3 separate regions of the Homo sapiens genome follow, and all the other regions are linked to region 3. A link is an interaction called in ENCODE POLR2A ChIA-PET data of the cell type or tissue named here. Cell type or tissue: MCF 10A. All regions are shown on one strand. Links, peaks and the distances in the headings refer to the core of each region. The heading gives the core; the rest is flanking DNA. Region 1 has its middle 42 kb from the start of SNORD96B. Region 2 overlaps AMMECR1 (AMMECR nuclear protein 1). Region 3 overlaps RTL9 (retrotransposon Gag like 9).

Region 1 (7,596 bases), core at 832-5,831, 220 kb before region 3:
CACTTCACTCCAGCGGGATCGTACTCCCCTTTGGCATGCCACGCCATTTCCCAGGTCCTTGCCATTTGTTTCCTTTGTGCTGTTTTCTCAGCTTCCCACTCTCCCGTTTCATCCTAAGGCCTCCACTCAAAGGTTAGCTCCTCTCTGCAGTCTTCCCTGAGCCCCAGGCTATGTTAGGTGCCAGTCCACTTTGCTCCTACAGCACCTGGTACTAACTCTGGCCATCATTTGCCTCCCTCTTACGTGATTCATTACTGGTCTCTCTCCCTCTGTAGACATTAAGCTCCTTGAGGGCCAGGTGGGGTCTGATTCATCCTCCAGCCCCTGGCACAGGACCCATTCCATGGAAAGTGCTCCGTGAACAAGGATCTTACACCTGAGTGCTAAAATATGGTAGGAGGCACCACTGTTCTCTGATGGAGAACCCTAGGCTACATAAGCCATGCCCATCCTATGAATTCTCCTGGATGGGGCTGGGATGCCTTTGTTTGCCCAGGCACCTCAAGCTTCTTGCTGAGGGGCCCCATCCTGTTTCTCTGCAGGGCTCTATATAGTTGGTGTCCTGGATAAGGAGGCAGTATTGTGAGGGAAAAGCACTAAGACCAACAGCAACTGTTCACCTGACTCTTTCCTGGACCTCTGGGCAAGGTGTCCAACTGCTTTTCCATATCCTTTATAGCTCTTCATCACCACCAGGGTCACCCCTTCCTTCCCTGGAGGCACACAGAGTTGGTGTCTGCATGGCAAAAGCCCCACCAGCCCATGGAATGTGTCATCCACCCCGCTGAGGGGTAGGGAGCAGCTTGAGATGGTTACAACCTGATCCCCCAATGAGCTTTTCCCTTGTCCTGGTTTGCCAGTGCCAGTGGAGGAACAGAAATACACAGATGTCAGCCTGACAAATGCAATGGTTTAATCAAAGGATGTGTGGTTTGCTAACCTTGGCAACAGGCAAGGCCAATGTAGTCTAAAGTCAAGGACTCTGTTACTGCCTGAACCCCCCCGCCCCGCCCACAGTCAGCACTCTGCCTCGCATCTGAATTGCACACCTGGGATGTCTGAGCTGCTGGGCAAAGGGGTTTAAGAGCCAGGGAGGCAGTAGGGAGAGGCTTCTCCTGTGGCTAATGGATGCCCTCCACAGCTGACTTCCTAACTTTCAATAACTCCTGCATCCCAGCCAGCCGGTAATCTCTGCATTTCACACTGAGGCAGGTCTTTGCAGTGGGGGTGGATGCTTCCTTGACACATCTGTGCTAGGAAACAGGGCCAGTAGCATGAGTCACAGAGCTGTTCTCCTGTCCAACAACCTATTCTCAGCCCCATCACTGCTCCAGCCAGCAGGCCTCTCTGCTCCCTTCCACACTTCCCTTCTCCATCCAAGGGGCTTGCCCAGGTGATGCCAACCTGCCACTGTTGTCCCTTCTCTATACTCAGGAGGCTCATGCTTTTTAGTATTGCATTTTTAGAAAGACCTTGGGCTCTCTAGTATTCTGTCCCCTGAGAACAGAGGGATCTTCCTGTGCATTCCAAGACATACACTCAGATTTCTAGCGTGTCGGCGCTAACAAGATACCTCTAGTACAGTGGACTGTCGATTTTGTTGCTCATTAATCCCCTGGGGAGCTTTAAAAATCTCAGTCCCCAGGCCTCACCCAAGCTCATAATTCAAAGCAAACTTCTTTTGCTTTCAAGTTTCCAGGCCGGTTCTGAGTCATCTCTTTGACCTGACCGTCTATAGCAGTGCCTTTTTAAAAAAGGAAATATTTAAGATATACCAAAAGGTATCAAGAATAATACCTAAATTCAGCTTAAAAAAGAACATTACCAATACAGTTGAAGCCCCCTTGCTCCAGAGGTGTACAGATTCTTCCTCAGCACCTCAGGGTTGCTGGAGAGGTGCCTCAGAAGCCACCTCAGGCAGCGGGGGATGCATCGGAGTAGAGTGGGTGGTGCTCTGGCCTTTTCCCTGGCTTCACCCAGAACAACTCCAATTTTATTCTGTTTTGTATATTGAGGTTTTGGAAATAACTTTGTTGGGAAAAGGAGTTAAAAGTTACTTATTTACAACCTCAGTAGTTATGTCTCTATCCTTTCCCTAAATAATAGTTGTTGTCCTGTAGTAGTCAAACCAGCATTGTAGCAGGACTGAGCAGGCAGGGCCTGCTCTCCCAGTTCTTCCCTTTCAGGTCCCGAGTGCCCTTGGCAAAGTCATACCTTTCCTGAACTCCATTTGTAAAATAGTAGTAAATATCCTTGTCTAGCTTACCCCACAGGACATCTATGAGGAATCCAGTGAGACCAGTGGGTGTGAGAGGGCTCTATAAAGTTCTGTCCAGTGGAAGGGGTTCCTATTTCCAGACAGTTTGGTTACTATGCTTGTTCCCAGAGCACAGAGGTTAGCTGGGGTTTTGACTGCACTCATACCCACTCTGCCTTAATGTGCCCTGTGTGGTTGCGGTCTGTGGTGTGTATGTGAGTGGGTGTTTGTGTGTAGGACAGGTGATACCTCAGTTTATTTCATGGACTCTAAGACACATTTTTTTCACATTTTAACATCACTAAAATTGGAATGCATCTTAAAATCAGTGGCATGACAGTTTAATCAGCACCTTTTTTTTTCAGCAGTATATAAAATAACAGACATCTTATAATCTAAGGCATATTAGAGTCAATGAAATACTGTAATTGTTAACTTAGACTCCTCTTCCTCTTCTCCCATGAAAGTCATCTTCTTGCTAGAGAAAACCCTTTTGGAAAAATATACAGACTTTTAGCATACAGCCTCATTCTAACACTCCTCTTTTTCTTCCCTGCCAGCATCCACCCAGGCCAGGCAAGGCTTCTGCTTCTTGACCAGAAGGGGACCCACTTTGTTGAGCTCTCTCTTGGGACAGATGGTTTGTGGGACATGAGAGGGAAGAGGCAGAGTATACCTGCATAAGGGAGCCCACCGTGCCAAATGACAGGGAAGGAGTCAGACAAGCTAGGCCAGCCAGCCCCAATAGCTCTGGTTTCTTTCTTTCCCCAACAGCAGCCTGGCCAGACAACTCAGCCTGCTTCCCTGGGGAACTCCTAGGGCTAGTCATTGCCAGAGGTGAGGTGAGCTGGCAGAAGTAGGGGTGGGGGTGTGAAGCCCAATGTGTCCTGAACTCCCTGGGTTGATGTGAGTGGCTGTCTGGCCCATGCAGAAGAACACAATGATTTCCCTACCTCCTCCAACAAGGTGGAAGAAGAGTCAGGTAGTAAGCCTTTCAAGGAAAAGCAGCACTTTGTCCTAGGGCACCCTGAGCCATGGGCATTTCACTGCAGTTAGGAATTGCCACCAACATCCCCTCAGTCCTGGCAGTCACTCAAATTAAGCTCTGCCCTTGTAACCTTTAGGCCAACCTCTTCCAGAAGGGAAGAGGAGTGTCTGCATAGTGAGATCTAGGGATACTTGGTCACAGGAAGCCGCTTTTGGACATTTCTCCCCCAGAGAGCTTAGCAAGACATGATCAGCCTGGATTACAGCTGCCCTCACGTAACTGGGTTAAAGTGTTGGCCTACTTAGGCCCCTCCTGCAGTGGCTTCCTTCAAAGCTGATGAGGCCGATTAGGGTGCTATTTCTGAGATCTAGTCGTGTACCCAGAAGCCTGAGGGCGGTCCTCCCCTGACTAGAAAGACAATGACTAAGGCTGGACAGCCAAGGGCAGAGTCAGATTTGCCCATAGGAGAGCACTGCCGTCAGAACTCATGTATGCTTGTAAAAGAACCAAATAATATCAAGGCTAAGTCCCTGGATTTTGAACTTCAAAAACCAAACCAACCAATCAGTTTTCAGGGATAGGCCTAGTCCTACACCTTTGCCATCTTCAGAGCTAAAGAGAGATAGCAGATCGTCAAAATAAAATCTTCAATTATAGTTGTAGTCACTAGCCGCCACTCAGTAGGTTCTGTGCATTTGAGATTGTTAACTAACCTCTGAGCCTCAGTTTGCTCATCTACAAAATGGCAATAATGATAGCATCTACCTCATAGGCTATTGTGAGGATTGAATAGAAAAGGCACATAAGGCACTTGGCACAGTACCTGGCAGCACATTTGTTAGATACCACCACTACCATCACCACAACCATTACCACCACCATTGTCACCATCATCATCCTCATCAAGACAACAGTGAATGGGAAAAAGCTCAGTCTCTGGAGCCTGACAAACTTTTTTTGAATCCTGGCTTTGCCACTTCACAGCTACGTGGCCTCAGATAAGTGACAACTTCTTTGAACTTGATTCTTATTCTGTAAAATGGGAAACTCATAAGGCTATTGAAAAGTGTATAACATGGTTCTTCACAGTAAGCACTCAATAAATGTTAGCTATTATGATTATTAAAAAGGAGTGATCAAGGTCAGTGGTTGCCTGGTGTTAGGAGGATACAGAGATGAATGGGCTAAGCACAGAGGGTTTCTAGGGCAATGAGACTACTATTCTGTGTAATACTATAATGGTGGATACATTTCATTATATATTTGTCAAAACTCATAGAATATACAATACCAAAAGTGAACCCTAATGTAAACTTTGGACTTTGGATGATAATGATGTATCAGTGTAGGTTCATCAGTTGTAACAAATGTGCCACTCTGATACAGGATGTTGATAGTGGGGTAGGCTGTGTGTGTGATGGGTGTATAGGAAATATGGGGGAACTGTCTATACATTTTGCTCAATTTTGCTGTGAACCTAAAACTTCTCTGAAAAATAAAGTATATTTAAAATGAAAAGGAAAAAAATGGGAGTGATCATACTAGATTGTTATAAACTTAGGATGTTAGCTATAATCCCCATGATAACCACTAAGAAAATAACTAAAATAGAGAGAAGAGGAAATGAAGTGGGAATCAAAGTGGATATTACCAAAAAAAAATACATCAAACACGAAAGAAGGCAGTATAGGAGGAACTGAGGAACAAAAAAAGATATACAGCACAATGGCACAAGTCCTTTATTATCAGTAATCACTTTGAATGTAAATGGATTAAGCTCACCAATTAAAAGACAGACATTGGCAGAATGGATTAAAAAACAACATGATCCAATTATATGCTACTGACAAGACACTCAGTTTAGACCCAAAGATACAGGTTAAAAGTGAAAGGATTAAAATAATAGATATTCTATCCAAATAGTAACCACAAGAGAGCTGAGATGGTTACACTAATATTAGACAAAATGGAGTTTAAGTAAAAAATTGTCATAAAAATGAAGAAGGAAATTTTTACTGATAAAGGGTTAATTCATAAAGAAGATATAACAATGATAAACAAGTATGCATCAAACAACAGAGCTCCAAAATATATGAAGTGAACACTGATGGAATTAAAAACAAATAGTAGACAGTTCTACAACAATATTTGGAGACCTCTGTATGCCACATTAAACAATGGATAGAACAACTAGACAGAAGATCAGTAAGGAAATAGTGTTCAACAACACTGTAAACCAACTAGATCCAATAAACATACAGAACACTATACCCCACAACAGCACAATACGCATTCTTCTTAAGTGTACATGGGATATTCTCCAGGTTAGAGCATATATTAGGCCATAAAACAATTATTTTAAAACATTTTAAAATGCTGGAATTATACAAAGTATGTTTGATCAAATGGAACAAAGCTAGAAATCAATAATGAGAAAAACTGGAGATTTTGCAAATGTGTGGAAATTAAGAACATACTCTTAAAGAACCAATGAGTGTCAAAGAAGAAATCACTAGGGGAATTAGAAAATGCTTTTAGATGAATGAGAATGAAAATACAACATACAACAACTTATGGGATACAGTGAATGCAGTGCCCAGGGGGAAATTTATAGCTGTAAACACCTACATTAAAAAAGAAGAAAGATCTGAAACCAGTACTCTAACTTTACACCTTAAGGGACTAGAAAAAGAAAAGCAAACGAAACCTAAAGCCAGCAGAGGAAATGAAATAATAAAGATTAGAGCAGAGATAAATGAAATAGATAATAGAAGAAAAAGAGTCAATGAAACCAATAGTTGGTTGTTTGAAAGGATAACAAACCACGGCCAAGTGGGATTTATTCCAGGAACTTAAGGGTGGTTTGATGTCAGAAAATCAACCAATGTAGTACACCGCAGTAATAGAACAAAGTAGGGGGTGGGGTGGGAACACGATCATCTCGATATATGCAGAAAAACCATTTGACAAAAGTTAATACCCTTTCATAATAAAACACTCAGCAAACTAGGAGTAGAAGGCAAATGCCTTAACATGATAAAGGGGCGTTTACGAAAAACCCACAACTAACATCATACCTAATAGACAAAGACTGAAAGCTTTTCTCCTAAGATCAGGAACAAGACCAGGATGTTTATGTTTATCTCTGCTATTCAACATAGTATTGAAAGTCCTAGCCAGAGCAGTTAAGCAAGAGAAAGAAACAAAAGGCATCCAAATTGGAAAGGAAGAGGTAAAACTATCTCTATTTGCAGATAATATGACTATATTCCCATAGAATACACACACCAACAACTACTAGAGCCAGTAAATGAGTTCAGCAAAATTGTAGCATATAAGATCAACACACAAAATCAGTTATGTTTCTAAATGCCAGTAATAAACAGTCTGAAAATAAAATGAAAAAAAAAAAGCAATCTCCTTTATAATAGCATCCAAAATAACAAAATACCTAGTAATAAATTTAACCAAGGAGGTAAATGACTTGTACATTGAAAACTAGAAAATATTGCTGGAAGAAATTTTAAAATGTCTAAATAAATGGAAAGGCATCCTGCTTTCATGTATTAGAAAAAATATCCAAATGGCAATAGTCTCCAAAGCCATCTACAGTTTCAGTGCAATCCCTATCAAAATTCCAATGGCCTTTTTTTTTTTTGCAACAATGGAAAAGCCAATCTTCAAAATCATAAGGAAACTCAAGGGGCCTTGGACAGCCAAAACAGTATTGAAAAAGAAAAACAAAGTAGGATTACACTTCCTGATCTCAAAACTCACTGCAAAGCTACAGTAATCAAAACAGTGTGGTACTGGCATAAAGGTGGACATATAGAGCAATGGAATAAGATTGAGAAATAAACGCAGACCTCTATGGTCAACTGATTTTCAACAAGGATTCCAAGAACATTCAATGGGGGAAAGAATAGTATTAACAAATAGTGTTGAGACAATTGGATAACCACATGCAAAAGAATGAAGTTGGACTGCTACCTCACTACACATACAAAATAGCTCAAAGTAAGTCAAAGACCTAAATATAAGGAATAAAACTATACAACTAATAGAAGAAAACATAGAAGTAAATCTTCATGATCTCAGATTTGGCAGTGGATTCTTAGATTTGACACCAAAAACATTAGCAACAATAGAAAAAAATAGATAAATTGGACTTCATAAACATGAAAAACTTTTGTCCGTCAAAGGATATTATCAAGAATATGAAAGACAAACTACATACAGAGTGAGAGAAAATATTTGCAAATCATATATCTGATAATGGTTTAATATCCTGAATATATGAAGAACTCTTACAACTCAACAATAAAAAGTGAAACAGTCGGCCAGGCGTGGT
Region 2 (7,596 bases), core at 1,153-6,152, 170 kb before region 3:
AAAATCTCAGAAAGCCAATATCTGCTAAGTACCTACTGTGAGTAAGGTACTATACATGCATTAAGTTGTTTAGTCCTCAAAACAACTCCATTTTGTAGAGGAAGAAGCTGAGGTTCAGTGATGATCAGTGAGATTAAGTAACTTGCCAATGGTTCTAAAAACAGGTAAGAGAGCTGGTCGGGCGCAGTGGCTCATGCCTGTAATCCCAGCACTTTGGGAGGCCAAGGCAGGCGGATCACGAGGTCAGGAGTTCAAGACCAGCCTGACCAACATGGTAAAACCCCATCTCTACTAAAAATACAAAAAAAATTAGCCGGGCATGGTGGTGGATGCCTGTAATCCCAGCTACTCAGGAGGCTGAGGTAGGAGAATCACTTGAACCCAGGAGGTGGAGGTTGCAGTGAGTTGAGATTGCGCCACTGCACTCCAGCCCAGGCAACAAAGTGAGACTCCATCTCAAAACAAAAACAAAAACAAAGAAACAAAAACAGGTAAGAGAGCTGACATATGAAATTAGGACCGCCTGCCTCTAAATCCCATTCTCTTTTCATAGTACCACTTTCAGAATGTCAGCAAATCAACATAAATGTATATACATTTAATCAGTATTAAGGAATTTTTCCCCAATTAATGCTTCCGTTCATAGGATTTAACTGAAAGTATTAAGTATAAATGTGAGCAGGTTCTGAAAATGCCTAAGAAAAATAGTACCTTTTTAATGAAAGTGTTAGCTTGTTTTTGTTCTCTTCTTTCTCCATTTTGATCTTGGTGACTCAGAGCTGCTACCATTGAAAAACATCTGTTTTATCTAAACTTAATAAGCCTTATTAGTGGGATGCTAAGCCTTCCCTTATTCCGAAGCCCTTTCCACAGTTTGAAACTTAATCTGCTGGAAGTCATAATAGGTTACCAAAGTACTAGTTTTGGACATATCTAGGCTGGTGGGCCTGTTTCTGATTTTTTAATTTTGCTTTTCCAACCTGTATGAATAAGCTCTCTCATACTCAGTACACGAGTCATGCAATTCTTTTCCTTCCCTCTTTCCATGGCAATCAAATCTATTAATTGAACTCTATAAACTGCAAAACATGTGTTGTCACTCTAACTTATGTGTCATGTCAGGCTGGTTCAGCTGTCCTTTCTAAAACTACTGCCAGTCCTAGATGATACAAGTCTGCTGAGAGGCAGGATACTGGTTCCTATCATGCGGCCTGTTTATAATTTTCTGCATATGTCACTGATCGGGGACTAAAGGTAACTAAAGAAAAGAATGAAGTCAAACTTAAAGATGAGGTACAAAGTAAAATTATCAAGTCCGTCATACTGAGAAGGAGAAAGAGAAAGAGAGGAGCCCAACCTTCCCCACTACCTCATTGTAAAGTTTTTAATCTTTATTTTCCTTTCTCTTCTTCCTTTTCCCCACCTTTTGTATGCGCTCCTCTTTTCTACTCTAGTAAGGTAAGGAAGAAAGAATAGTAAAAGGTCACAAGAAGGACATGAAAGAACAGAATGGGGGTGGAGGAAGAGAAGAGGACCACAAAGACAAAGGCATACGGCAGCTGCCTTCACTGCTACCTAGTGCTGGCGAGGCCAAGTCTGACAAGCCAGTATGCAAGGCGGCCTCATGTTCTCATACTCTGCTATTGGGTCAAGATGACCCATTCCCTTCTGTACAGGTTTTAATGTTCTATTCTAACTTTCGTGGAGTGGATGGGTGATAGTGACAGAGAAAAGAACATGATCCACTGCCTGTTTCTTTCAAACTTGACAAGCACAAGGGGGATCAGGAAGAAAAGTAGAATACCTCATCCCCAAAGCCTAGCTGCCTAACCAATCAATCAATGTTTATTGAATCATTCCTTGATCTGTGTGCTTTTAAATGGCATATTTCTCTATGGTAAGTATAACTGCATGTCTGTTCTTATGGCCTCTGTAATTGGCCTCACATTCATTTAAATGGAATTACTTTAATTTTTATCACTATATGGTATCTTTGGAGGAAAGAATCTTTTAAACTACTCGTATCATTTTTGTTTTATATGATTCTTAATAGTTTCCAAAGCATCTTCACATCTTTTATCCTAGCTGAAACTCAAAACAGCCCCATGAAATAGACAAAGCTAATACTACATTATATTAGAAATCATAATAGGTGTCCTCCAAGAACAAGGCCCCCTAAAGTCATGGGGTCAAGCAAATGTCAGCTAGAAGCGCTTAGAGATCATCTAGTCTACATCCTTCATTTGATTTTGGGGATAACTAAGAGCAAAAAGCTGCATGCCCAAAGTCACAAAACTACTTAGAAATCAGTGACATCTCCTGACTTCCCCAATTCACTGATCTTTCCATCATTCTTTCACATAATCCAATAACACTCCAGAGCAGATGTTCAAGATGCAAAGAGGAAAATGATGCCTAGGGCACCAGGGAATAGCTAAAACAGTGAAACAGTGAGCTGCCCAACATAACTCAGCACTGACAGGCACCTGGCACGTGTCAGCATGATGAAGCCAAGCAGAACTTATAAATTAAGCAGATAAGGGTGGGGGAGCAGCGGAGCACCAACACTATGTGTGTGTGGAGAATGCAGTCTTAACTATTGTCTTCCTCTGCGTTTCTTATCCACTCCACTCCCTCCTCATCTTGCTTATACGCTCCTAGTAGGGGCTGGTCTCACCTCGCAGTTCATCCATTCTGTCCCATCATTTCTACTTAGCTGCTGAGCTACATAAAGGATTATTCAAGGGAAAGGCTATACATTTTTAAAATAGAGTATTTGGTTCTCTTTTATCAAACTCTAAATAGAGAATCTGTCCCTATTGTAAAAGCAACTGTATGTTCTGGTTGTGCGTGTATAACTACAAAATTGTTCAGGGCAAGATAATCTCAACATTCGTTTTCAAGTAAATAGCACAATGACATGGGTAGATTCAGTTCAGGTCAAATATGTGATTCTTGATGTACTGCTAAAGTCTCATACGTTAAGCAAACCTACTTTCCAATCTCAACTTGGAACAGGTTTTACTTTACTCCTTTCAACAAACATTTTTAAAATTAGCCTGATAAAACAGAAAAGGACATTTTAACTCTTCATCTCTTGTCTGGTCATATCTTAAGAACCTAGTTTTCAAAGAAAAATTTTACTTGTATAGGTTTCCATTCTATTACCCTTAAAAGTTATTTAATTCTCCCATTGAAAAGGTCCTACTTTACTTTTGTTTCCATGAGATAAGCACATGGGGTAATAAAATATGTTGGAAAAGCTTCAAAATGTGCTGCTGAAATAGTGGCAATTGCTGATTCTGTACTATGCTACATATTAGGAACACCACAATAGATACAGAAAGGAAATAGCTTCATTTGAGGATGAAAAAAGGGCAATGGGAGTTGCCAAGATGGCCGAACAGGAACAGCTCCAGTCTGCAGCTCCCAGCATGACCAATGCAGAAGGTGGATGATTTCTGCATTTCCAACTGAGGTACCTGGTTCATCTCATTCGGACTGGTTGGACAGTGGGAACAGCCCACGGAGGGCGAGCTGAAGCAGGGCGGGGCGTTGACTCACCCGGGAAGCGCAAGGTGTTGGGGGATTTCCCTTTCCTAGCCAAGGGAAGCCGTGACAGACTACCTGGAAAAGCGGGACACTCCCTGCCCAAATACTATGCTTTTACCAAGGTCTTAGCAACCGGCAGACAAGGTGATTCTCTCCCGTGCCTGGCTCGGCAGCTCCCACGCCCACGGAGCCTTGCTTACTGCTAGCACAGCAGTCTGAGATGCATCTGCGAGGCGGCAGCCTGGCTGGGGGAGGGGTATCCGCCATTGCTGAGGCTTGAGTAGGTAAACAAAGCAGCCAGGAAGCTCGAACTGGGCGGAGCCCACCTCAGCTCAACAACGCCTACTGCCTCTAGACTCCACCTCTGTGGGCAGGGCACAGCTGAAGAAAAGGCAGCAGACAACTTCTGCAGACTTAAACATCCCTGTCTGACAGCTCTGAAGAGAGCAGTGGTTCTCCCAACACAGCGTTTGAGATCTGAGAACAGACAGACTGCCTCTTCAAGTGGGTCCCTGACCCCCGTGTAGCCTAACTGGGAGACACCTCCCAGTAGGGTCCAACAGATACCTCATATATGCAGCTGCCCCTCTGGGACGAAGCTTCCAGAGGAAGTATCACGCAGCAATATTTGCTGTTCTGCAATATTTGCTGTTCTGTAGCCTCCGCTGGTGATACCCAGGCAAACAGGGTCTGGAGTGGAACTCCAGCAAACTCCAACAGACCTGAAGCTGAGGGACCTGACTGTTAGAAGGAAAACTAACAAACAGAAAGGAATAGCATCAACATCAGCAAAAAGGTCATCTACACCAAAACCACATCTACAGGTCACCAACATCAAAGACCAAAGATAGATAAAACCACAAAGATGGGGAGAAACCAGAGCAGAAAAGCTGAAAATTCTAAAAATGAGAGCACCTCTTCTCCTCCAAAGGGTCACAGCTCCTCACCAGCAACGGAACAAAGTGGGACGGAGAATGACTTTGACGAGTTGACAGAAGTAGGCTTCAGAAGGTCGGTAACAACAAACTTCTACGAGCTGAAGGAGGATGTTCAAACTCATCGCAAGGAAGCTAAAAACCTTGAAAAAAGATTAGACAAATGGCTAACTAGAATAAACAGTGTAGAGAAGACCTTAAGTGACATGATGGAGCTGAAAACCATGGCACGAGAACTTCGTGACACATGCTCAAGCTTCAAGAGCCGATTCAATCAAGTGGAAGAAAGGGTATCAGTGATTGAAGATCAAATTAATGAAGTAAAGCGAGAAGACAAGGTTAGAGATAAAAAAGTAAGAAACAAACAAAGCCTCCAAGAAATATGGGACTATGTCAAAAGACCAAATCTACGTGTGATTGGTGTACCTGAAAGTGATGGGGAGAATGGAACCAAGTTGGAAAATATGCTTCAGGATATTATCCAGGAGAACTTCCCCAACCTAGCAAGGCAGGCCAACATTCAAATTCAGGAAATACAGAGAACGCCACAAAGATACTCCTCGAGAAGAGCAACCCCAAGACACATAATTGTCAGATTCACCAAGGTTGAAATGAAGCAAAAAGTGTTAAGGGCAGCCAGAGAGAAAGGTCCAGTTACCCACAAAGGGAACAGCGGATCTCTCAGCTGAAACGCTACAAGACAGAAGAGAGTGGGGGCCAATATTCAACATTCTTAAAGAAAAGAATTTTCAACCCAGAATTTCATATCCAGCCAAACTAAACTTCATAAGTGAAGGAGAAATAAAATCCTTTACAGATAAGCAAATGCTGACAGATTTTGTCACCACCAGGCCTGTCTTACAAGAGCTCCTGAAGGAAGCACTAAACGTGGAAAGAAACAACTGGTACCAGCCACTGCAAAAACATGCCAAATTGTAAAGACCATCGATGCTAAGAAGAAACTGCATCAATTAACAGGCAAAATAACCAGCAAACATCATAATGACAGGGTCAAATTCACACATAACAATATTAACCTTAAATGTAAATGGGCTAAATACCCCAATTAAAAGACACAGACTGGCAAGTTGGATAAAGAGTCAAGACCCATCAGTGTGCTGTATTCAGGAGACCCATCTCATATGCAAAGACGCATACAGGCTCAAAATAAAGGGATGGAGGAAGATCTACCAAGCAAACAGAAAGCAAAAAAAAGCAGGGGTTGCAATCCTAGTCTCTGATAAATCAGATTTTAAACCAACAAAGATCAAAAGAGACAAAAAAGGCCATTACATAATGGTAAAGGGATCAATGCAACAAGAAGAGCTAACTATCCTAAATATATATGCACCCAATACAGGAGCACCCAGATTCATAAATGAAGTCCTTAGAGACCCACAGAGAAACTTAGACTCCCACACAATAATAATGGGAGACTTTAACACCCCATTGTCAATATTTGACAGATCAACGAGACAGAAGGTTAACAAGGATACCCAGGACCTGAATTTGACTCTGCAACAAGCAGACCTAAGAGACATCTACAGGACTCTCCACCCCAAATCAACAGAATATACATTCTTCTCAGCACTACATCACACTTATTCTAAAACTGACCACATACTTGGAAGTAAAGCACTCCTCAGCAAATGTAAAAGAACAGAAATCACAACAAACTGTCTCTCAGACCACAGTGCAATCAAACTAGAACTCAGGATTAAGAAACTCACTCAATACCACATAAGTACATGGAAACTGAACAACTTGCTCCTGAATGACTACTGGGTAAATAACTAAATGAAGGCAGAAATAAAAATGTTCTTTGAAACCAATGAGAACAAAGACACAACGTACCGGAATCTCTGGGACACATTTAAAGCAGTGTGTAGAGGGAAATTTATAGCACTAAATGCCCACAAGAGAAAGCAGGAAAGATCTAAAATCGACACCCTAACATCACAATTAAAAGAACTAGCTGGGCACCGTGGCTCATGCCTGTAATCCCAGCACTTTGGGAGGCCAAGGTGGGCAGATCACAAGGTCAGGAGATCGAGACCATCCCGGCTAACACGGTGAAACCCCATCTCTACTAAAAATACAAAAAATTAGCCGGGCATGGTGGTGGGCGCCTGTAGTCCCAGCTACTTGGGAGGCTGAGGCAGGAGAATGGCGTGAACCCGGGAGGCGGAGCTTGCAATGAGCTGAGATCGCGCCATTGCACTCCAGCCTGGGTGACAGAGCCAGACTCAGTCTCAAAAAAAAAAAAAAAAAAAAAAAAAAAAGAACTAGAGAAGCAAGAGCAAACCAATTCAAAAGCTAACAAAAGGCAAGAAATAACTAAGATCAGAGCAGAACTGAAAGAGAGAGAGACACACAAAAAAACCCCTTCAAAAAAATCAATGAATCCAGGAGCTAGTTTTGTGAAAAGATCAACAAAACTGATAGACCGCTAGCAAGACTAATAAGAAGAGAGAGAAGAATCAAATAGACGCAAGAAGAAATGATCAAGGGGATATCACCACCGATCCCACAGAAATACAAACTACTATCAGAGAATACTATAAAAACCTCTATGCAAATTAACTAGAAAATCTAGAAGAAATGGATAAATTCCTGGACACACACACTCTCCCAAGACTAAACCAGGAAGAATTTGAATGTCTGAATAGACCAATAACAGGCTCTGAAATTGAGGCAATAATTAATAGCTTACCAACCAAAAAAAGTCCAGGACCAGATGAATTCACAGCTGAATTCTACCAGACGTACAAAGAGGAGCTGGTACCAATCCTTCTGAAACTATGCCAATCAATAGAAAAAGAGGGAATCCTCCCTAACTCATCTTATGCGGTCAACATCATCCGGATACCAAAGCCTGGCAGAGACGCAACAAAAAAGAGAATTTTAGACCAATATCCTTGATGAACATCAATGCAAAAATCCTCAATAAAATACTGGCAAACCGAATCCAGTAGCACATCAAAAAGCTTATCCACCACGACCAAGTTGGCTTCATCCCTGAGATGCAAGGCTGGTTCAACATATGCAAATCAATAAACGTAATCCATTACATAAACAGAACCAATGACAAAAAACACGATTATCTCAA
Region 3 (7,596 bases), core at 1,801-6,800:
GCATCCTTCACTCAGTTTCTCCTGATGTTAACATCTTACAAAATCATCTTTTGTCTGTTTTTACAAATGATGAAACTGGGGCTCAGAGAGGTTAGTGACTTGCCCAAGGTCATAGAACTAGGACACAGCAGAAGAAACAGGCATAAATCCAGTTAGATCTTAACTGTATCACACCACCAAGTTGAATTATTTGTTTCCGACTCATTATATTGGAAGTCACTCTCTGAACCTTGAACCCTTCACTTCACCTCATAGTTGGGTTGTAAACATTATCAGAGAGGATTTCTTCCATAGATCCATAGTATGTTAACACTAAAAGATACATCTAAGACCATTTAATCTAGGGAAGGCAAATAAGTTTCATTTCATTTGCCGACTTTAATTGAGCAGTAGAGGCTGTTTGGAATTCCGTGCTGAGAATGATTCTAAATCTATGTTTTTGCTCATTAGGAAAAAAATGCTATGACTGATTATTGATACCTGCCATATATGTTGACTAGGAGAGTGGTGGAACTCATGTTACCTATTAGCCGTTTCTCAGTGAATGTCTCTGCCTCATTAGTGGTACAGCTAAGAACAGAACTCAGGCTCCTGACTCATGGTCTCTTGTTCTTTCTGGTTTACAATGGACTCACAATAACAACAATAATATAATACAGTGTATCACATAATGAGTGTCTACTCACTGCCAGGCACTCTCCTAAGCACATTCCACTTTCTGTACCTTACTTTTAATTCTCAGAACAACCCTTCAAGGTAGGCACATTCAACCCCAAACTTAGAAATGCAGAAGCCTAGGCTCAGTGAATTTTAAAAACTTACCTAAGGTCCACAGTGAGCAAGTGGTAAAACTGGAATTTAAACCTACGCTGGTCTGGCTCCAAAGCCTAAACCCTGTGGTCTCACTTCCTGCAAACACAATGTTGAATTTGCGCTCACAGCAGGTGGAGATGACCCTGGTCCCACTGCTTTGATTAAGACTAAACTGGAGTGAAAAAATCATTTTTGTTCTTACTAATTTTCTTAAAAAGATTTGTTCACAGTTCCTTACTTAGATGGAACTGATTTTTTCGGGCTGTCTCATATTAGATGTGATACAAATTGACATGTTAGGAGAGCTGATGTGAAAGGCGACCTGGTTCACTTACAAATAAATGATTAATATAATCTCATTGTGCGGCTAGCCTGCATTACTGATTCTCTCACTTGGGAGGCTCAGAAAAACAACAGGTCAGACAATAAAACCCATGCTAGCATAAGACTATAGTGTGGGATGACCATGGATGAGTCAGGGAGAATAAGAAGATAATTAACTAAGAGGGAGTTCTATGGAGTTCGAAGATAATTAAAAAATGTTCCTTCTCTATCCTAAGAATATCTGACATTATTAGCGAAGGCAATGAATAAGATAAGGGGAAGAGGTGAGTTAATTAGAATTATGAGATACAACATTTTAAAGAAATTGACAGGGATCACATTTCAACGGAAAGACATTCAATTCAACCGACTTCATTATAGCAATTCAACATTGATTAGGGACATGTTATGTGTGTGGCTGTGCTCTGTGTGCTTAGAGGACTACTGAGATGCTGTAATCTTCCTCCCTGACATTCTACTGAATAGATACCCAAGTTTTGGCAGCGCAGTAAATAATCTCTTACACACACATTTGGGTGCAATTTCTAAAATTGTTTCTGCAAAATAGTATTATGTGCCACTGAGTAGATATCTTGTATGCCAGATATTACTGTTCCTGCCAGGCTAAATGTTCAAACAACATGGAAGCCTCAGTGATAGCCAATCCATTATTTATCTACCTATATTCACTTCAGTTGCCAAAACTATTCTAAATATAAGGAATCCCTTCCTTAGAGGCCCCAATATGGCTTTCCGTATTGTTCTGAGTCCTTTCTAACTGGTTAATGCCCATGCCATATTGGTTATCATAAATTTTGAATAGCATCTTTTCTCTGCTCAGAAGTGTCGCTCAGTAATACCCTACCTCTTCTGACTCCTCCTACAGTGTAATCTCTCACCAGTCCTCACTACATTCTGAACTGATGTTCCAGCTCCACTTAAATCTGTCATGTTTTGTTCCTTAACATATGCTATTCCCTTTACTTGGAATACACTCTCTTTCCTTGTCTGCCTAACAATTGCTGCTTGTCTCGCAAATATTTTCTCTGTGAAGCTTTCTCAGTGCCCTTAGGTACCCTCATGGCCCTCCTGAATTTATCTCTATTATAATGTTTTATATTTTATGGCAAGAGTTTGTTGGATCTTTGCCCACTTGAATGTGAGCCCCTTGAGAACAGGGACTATTTTATTTATGTCTGAGTCTCTAGGGAACAAAAGAGGGATTCAGGGCTTATGTGGTAAATGAATCAATGAATGCTCCCAGTTCTTCGTCATCTTTAGAGGCTACTTCCAGGGCTTTTAAATTTGGACTCCCTTTTCTTCCAAGAGGTGGTGAGAGCAGGGTAGGTGGACATGATATTTAATGAATTTCTTTTAAGTGCCAGACATTGTGCTGAACCATTTACACAAACAATCTCACGTCTCAAGTCGATGTTTTTATTTTCATCCTCGTTTTACAGATGAAAGTGGAAAATTCAGACCAGTGACTTGCCACATTCAGAGGAGTAACAAAGATACATAGCAAGTAGGCTGCAAAGCTAGGATTTGAACGTAGGCTCCAATACCTGCATCAGCTCCCTTGCACTGTGCACTCTTCCCTCGCTTGTGTGTATGGTGAGCAGAGTCAGCTCTGGGCAAAATGGTGAAATAAGCCAAGTTTGTCTTTAGTGTCTTCAGACTCCCAGTGTGTCTCGGGGACTCAGTACTACAGTGCCACCTACATGCTGCAACACCTACTATGGCTCCTACAGGCAGCCCATCCTGCTGAGAGCTTCTCCTTCCTAACTCCTCTAAGACCTTGACCTCTGGTTTGTGTTTTCTGAAGGTAAACTGCCTTAACCTAACCTTTTCCAGAGCACATATTATATTTATTGGTGCCTTCCCAGAAAGCAATCTTTAGCTTAGGAGCAGGTAGCTCCCACGGGAGGCATGTAGGTGTTTCTGTGTTGTGGTAAGGGGAAGGGGTTGTCTGGGGGCCTCTATCAAGATACACCATGGAGGCTTCTCCTACAACCAAAGGGTGTTTGGCCCCTTTCTCAGATGGCTGAGGGCCCTGGAGTCAGATCAATAAGCATTTGAATCTTGGCTCTGCCATTCACTGATTGCATGATTTCCCACAGTTAATCTCAGTGAGCCTTCGTTTCCTCCCCTGTAAAATGGATCTAATAATAGTTCTCATCTCCTAGACGTGTTGTGAGGATGACATGAGATAACACACTTACGGTGTCCAGTACAAAATAAGCATGTAAAAATGTTAACTGTTCCCTTAAATCAATTTTTAGTAGTCTTCTGCCTCACCCCCATAACCATCCAGGTCTCTCTTCGCTTCCTTGTTTCTCTTTTCCTCTTCTCACCAACAAGTCTCTTTCTTCAAAGTCTCCCTTTCCTTTCCCAACTCCCTCCCACCAGTACGCTCAACCTTTGGCAACCCTCTGTCCCACACTTTCCAGGTCAATCCCAATTTCAGATAATCTCTCTTGATATCAAACTGCATGACCTGATTTGAATCGGAAAACAGAGTGAAACAGAGTCCCTTGCTCTGAGGAATGTTGCTATGGTCTATCTTAGATCAAGAAGACAAGAGCTGCCTTGGCAGCCCTACATCATAATCTGATGAGCATGAAGAAGGCTCACCTTGCCTATAAATATTTGTTTTTTGCCTATGAGTGATGCCAGAAACCGTCATGGTCGGCATACAATTCCTTTGAGTCAAATTGCAAGGTTTGTCTGTCAGGGTTGCCTTGGTAAGGCAGGGTTATTATTTATATCTGAGTGCAAATTCCTTGATCAGAGCCTTTCCTGTCAGGGAGAGGAGACGGAAGGGTTCCAGGGAGCCTACTCCCCACGGAAGAGGAAGGCTGTGCTAGCATGGATGGGGTATGTGAGTGTGGGAGCTCAGCTGACTGAGAGCTGTGTCCCCGGCTCCATTTTGCCTAGGGGCGAGCCCTGTGTGTTGCAACAGATGTGTGCTTTGGAATCACCAAGGTTGGGAAGCCAGGCCTCAGAGGGAGTGGCTGGAGGCTGATCTCATCCTGAAATGATGTGGGCTTGGATTCCCAGAGGGTGGAGAGGAGGACCAGTCCAGAGAGAAGGACATGCTTTTGGAGGGAGGTCTAAAGACAAAAAGAGGGCTTTAGTTATTTTTTGAGCTTAGGTGTAGGTGATGGTTGGGGGTAAGTGACAAAAGAAAATAGGTCCTGAAAGGGGGGTGTCTCCTTTCATGATTAGGAACAGAAGAATGAACTCAAGGACTGCCCCCTTTTCTTCAGGAAGCAAACAACTTCTGAGGGTGTGACAGGGTTCACTGGGTGTTCCCCTTTAAGGGAGGTTAGCCCCTACGTGAAGCTGCTTGGCTGGTAGAGGATAATTGGGTGTTCCCCAATCCAGATAAGCAGAAGCTCAGGTGCCCCTCCCTGTAGGCTTTTCAGCTTTCTTTATCACTTGCTAGGCAGGCCCTGCCATCCTTGGGAGTAGGTATGAGAGAGGGAGTTGAGAGGCCAGGCTTTCCCTGCCCCTGTTCTTCACAGAACACAGCTGAAAAAGGAAGGCCAGAGATGTGACACCCCCCAGCCCCAGGGATTCTACCACACATTGCAAACCTCACAGAGGATGCTTATTCTACAAAATTTGTGGGCATATTCATAGGTACTATGGAGCTAAATAATTTGAAAACAATAACAAAACCCATTTACTGATTATTTGGTTAATAAAGACCTCATTCCTTCAAAGTATGTTGCTAGGAGCCACTGAAAGTGGACTTGACCTGAGGAGCAGCAAGGAGCTTCCTCCTGCTGTATACACAGACACACACAGACAGACAGACAGACACACACACACGCATGCGCGCACACACATGCACATGCCCGGATCCTTCTCCAAACACGTCCATGATACCAGGGCAGCAGAATTGGGGCACATTAGAGACACAGGCTCTGCCCACATTCTGAAGCTCCCTGTCATTCCCAGGTCTTGGTGCTTGGCCAGACTCCCCTTACCCAGACTCATAGCCTCATAGCTATCATTCCAAAACCCCAAAAGCTCTGGAAACTGAGAGCCTTTGTACGTTTATGACAAACTCATTTGGCAGCGCAACTTGAACTGACATGAGGTTATTTATAGTCTTTATTTTTCACACCCTGTGTGAATATTCATGTGTTTTTGCTCCAGAAATATCAATGTACTTGATTACTGGGTACTGCCTCAGACCCCACTGGAGGTGATATATATGTGCTGTATACACCCAATCGCCTTTTAAAAGTCCAAAGCATTCTGAATTCCTTCAATTATACTAAGCCTCCCACTGTCTTATAATGATCTGTTTGGCATGTCTCCCTCATTAGCCTGTGAACTTCTTCTCCAGTGCTCAGCACACAGTCCAGCATGGGGTGGAAGCTCGACTAATGTTTTAGGAATGAAGAACGAACAGTCTTTAGTGATTCCGGAGACTTGTTGTCATGTTCTTTCTTACATCTAAACTAAAGTACGTCATGCTACCATTCGTTTATTCTGTGCCATCAATAGCGAGGAAGAACAGTTGGTCAGGCTCCTTCATTTTTTTTCCTCTTGAGGCTAAATCGTCCTTATAATCCTAATACCTTTAACCTTTTCCCCTAGATCCTCTTTTCCAATCCCTTAATCGTCTTCATTGCTGTCTTCTGAAGTCTTTACAGGTTCTTTCCTTCCGAAATTGTGGCCTAGTGCTTAGGATAGGGCTGCAAAGAGCCCAGCTATTACACATAATAGGCCTCTGGTTTCTATGGTGCTTTTCCGATCAGTTTCATTTGGCTGGGCTAAGAAGCTTTGCCTTTAAAAATACACTCGCAGGACAAACTCCAGGGGCATGAACAACTTTCACCTGAGCATGCTGGTTGGTAATAGGAAGGGAAAATAGCACTGTCTGATCATAAGAAACTGTAATTACGAAAGCTGAAAGCAACAGGTAACACATGCAGTAGGCACCTGTATACAAAAACCACTGTTGATAATTACGGTACCTCAGCCTATTATTTTTACCTTGGGAGAACCGGCCTTGTTTGTGCGCATCATGTGCCTTTTCTCTCATAAGGTTGCTAAAGGCCATTTCTGACCACTTCCCATTAAATTCAGGGAGTGAACCTGACTCTGTCAGGGTTGCTGAAAATCACCGGATTAAGTTAAACTCACTAATTAAGCCTGTTAGACTTCCTGTAACTCACGATTTTTCTTGGCATAAGTAAAAACATTTCACTCAGAGGCAAAATGTGTTATATTAATAACCAGGAAACAAGAAAATACACATAGTAGCATTTTCGGAAGCAAATTCTGTCATCCGCATTCTGTTGAAACGGCCATTGTCATTTCTCCTAATAGCCTAAAGTGTTTACTTTTGGGGTGGAAACTATACATACTGTGATGGAGATTCAGAGATACGCTTTTGTCAGTTAAATTCGAAAAATATATTCAGGTGTGCTTGTTGTGTCCCCCCCCCCCCCAAGCATGAGTCAGAGCCTTTCATGGGGTTTTGTGTAAATGTATTTTCTAAGAGGTGCTGTTGGGATTTTGCATACAGGTCATTCTTTTTAAAAAGGTCACGTTGCAATTTTTCTATCCTTTCTTGTGTTGTTATCCCTCAGGGAAGAAGATGTAGAATGCCAAATTGCAAAGGGAGCTTGTAAAGAGGGGAACATTAAAATTGGATAACCAAGAGCTCCCAGAGAGGGCCTCAATGGCTGAAAGGAGCCCCTTCTGAGCAAATGGGTAGCAGCGTAAAAGCCAAATTAACCTGGGAGGAGAAGGTATGGAACTTTTGGAGAAACACTTTGTTTACCTCACCATCTTACCATATCCAGCTGGCTGTTTCTCCAAGAATGTTAGTGCTCCAGAAGGGAGGGAAACCTGTCCCCACTGCTAATAGAAGAGGCTGAAATTTTCTTTCAGAGTTTCCAGATGTCCTTGGCAAATGCTAGCAATAGTCATTCTCTCTCTTTTAATAATTATAATAAGCTGCTTTTTAAGGGAACATTAACTGTGTGGTAGGCTCTATGCTAAGTGTTTTATATAAGGTATCTCTATTAATCTTCACTATGATCCTTCCAAAAAGGTATTGCTATTACCCTCAATTTCCATAGGAGGAAACGGGCCCAAAGAAGTTAGACAACCTGGGCAAGGTCACCCAGCTAGTAAGTGGAGGAGCCAGAACTTAAACGCAGATCCACCTGACACCAACACCTGGTTCTGAACCATGGTGTGCAAGTCCTTGTAAAGTCAAACAGTCTCTTTAATAAGCTTGACTATATTTTCTCTTTTACCAAATCACAGAACATCTGGTCTGCTTAATTTTATGAGACTGTAATTACAGCAATGAAAAGGATGTTAGCCTACTCTGAAAACCCTAGCTGAAGGGCTTTCTATTGCTTTGTTTAGAGATTTGTTCTTTTCTCTCCACCTCCACCCCCGACTCCCCAAATTGGATAGTAAGTT

What was found. Peaks named below come from ENCODE experiments on the same cell type or tissue, not always from the same donor. Only the 100,000 strongest peaks of a DNase experiment are listed, where the experiment ranks them.
Region 1: POLR2A ChIA-PET joins it to region 3 with 9 read pairs; 4 of 35 experiments call an interaction of 5 or more read pairs at or near these places.
Region 2: POLR2A ChIA-PET joins it to region 3 with 6 read pairs; 3 of 35 experiments call an interaction of 5 or more read pairs at or near these places.

What each region holds. Positions count from the first base shown.
Region 1 is chrX:110,179,489-110,187,084 of GRCh38, forward strand. It overlaps a transcript of TMEM164 not described here. Among named protein-coding and RNA genes, the nearest start is that of SNORD96B, 42 kb to the right of the region's middle. In MCF 10A, for the core only: no CTCF peak of the experiment used is centred there; a DNase peak (open chromatin) is centred at 1,243.
Region 2 is chrX:110,226,149-110,233,744 of GRCh38, forward strand. All of the region lies in intron 2 of AMMECR1 (AMMECR nuclear protein 1), which reads right to left. Among named protein-coding and RNA genes, the nearest start is that of SNORD96B, 4.9 kb to the left of the region's middle. In MCF 10A, for the core only: no CTCF peak of the experiment used is centred there; DNase peaks (open chromatin) are centred at 3,693 and 3,863.
Region 3 is chrX:110,398,494-110,406,089 of GRCh38, forward strand. All of the region lies in intron 1 of RTL9 (retrotransposon Gag like 9), which reads left to right. It also overlaps a transcript of AMMECR1 not described here. Among named protein-coding and RNA genes, the nearest start is that of RTL9, 43 kb to the left of the region's middle. In MCF 10A, for the core only: no CTCF peak of the experiment used is centred there; a DNase peak (open chromatin) is centred at 4,118.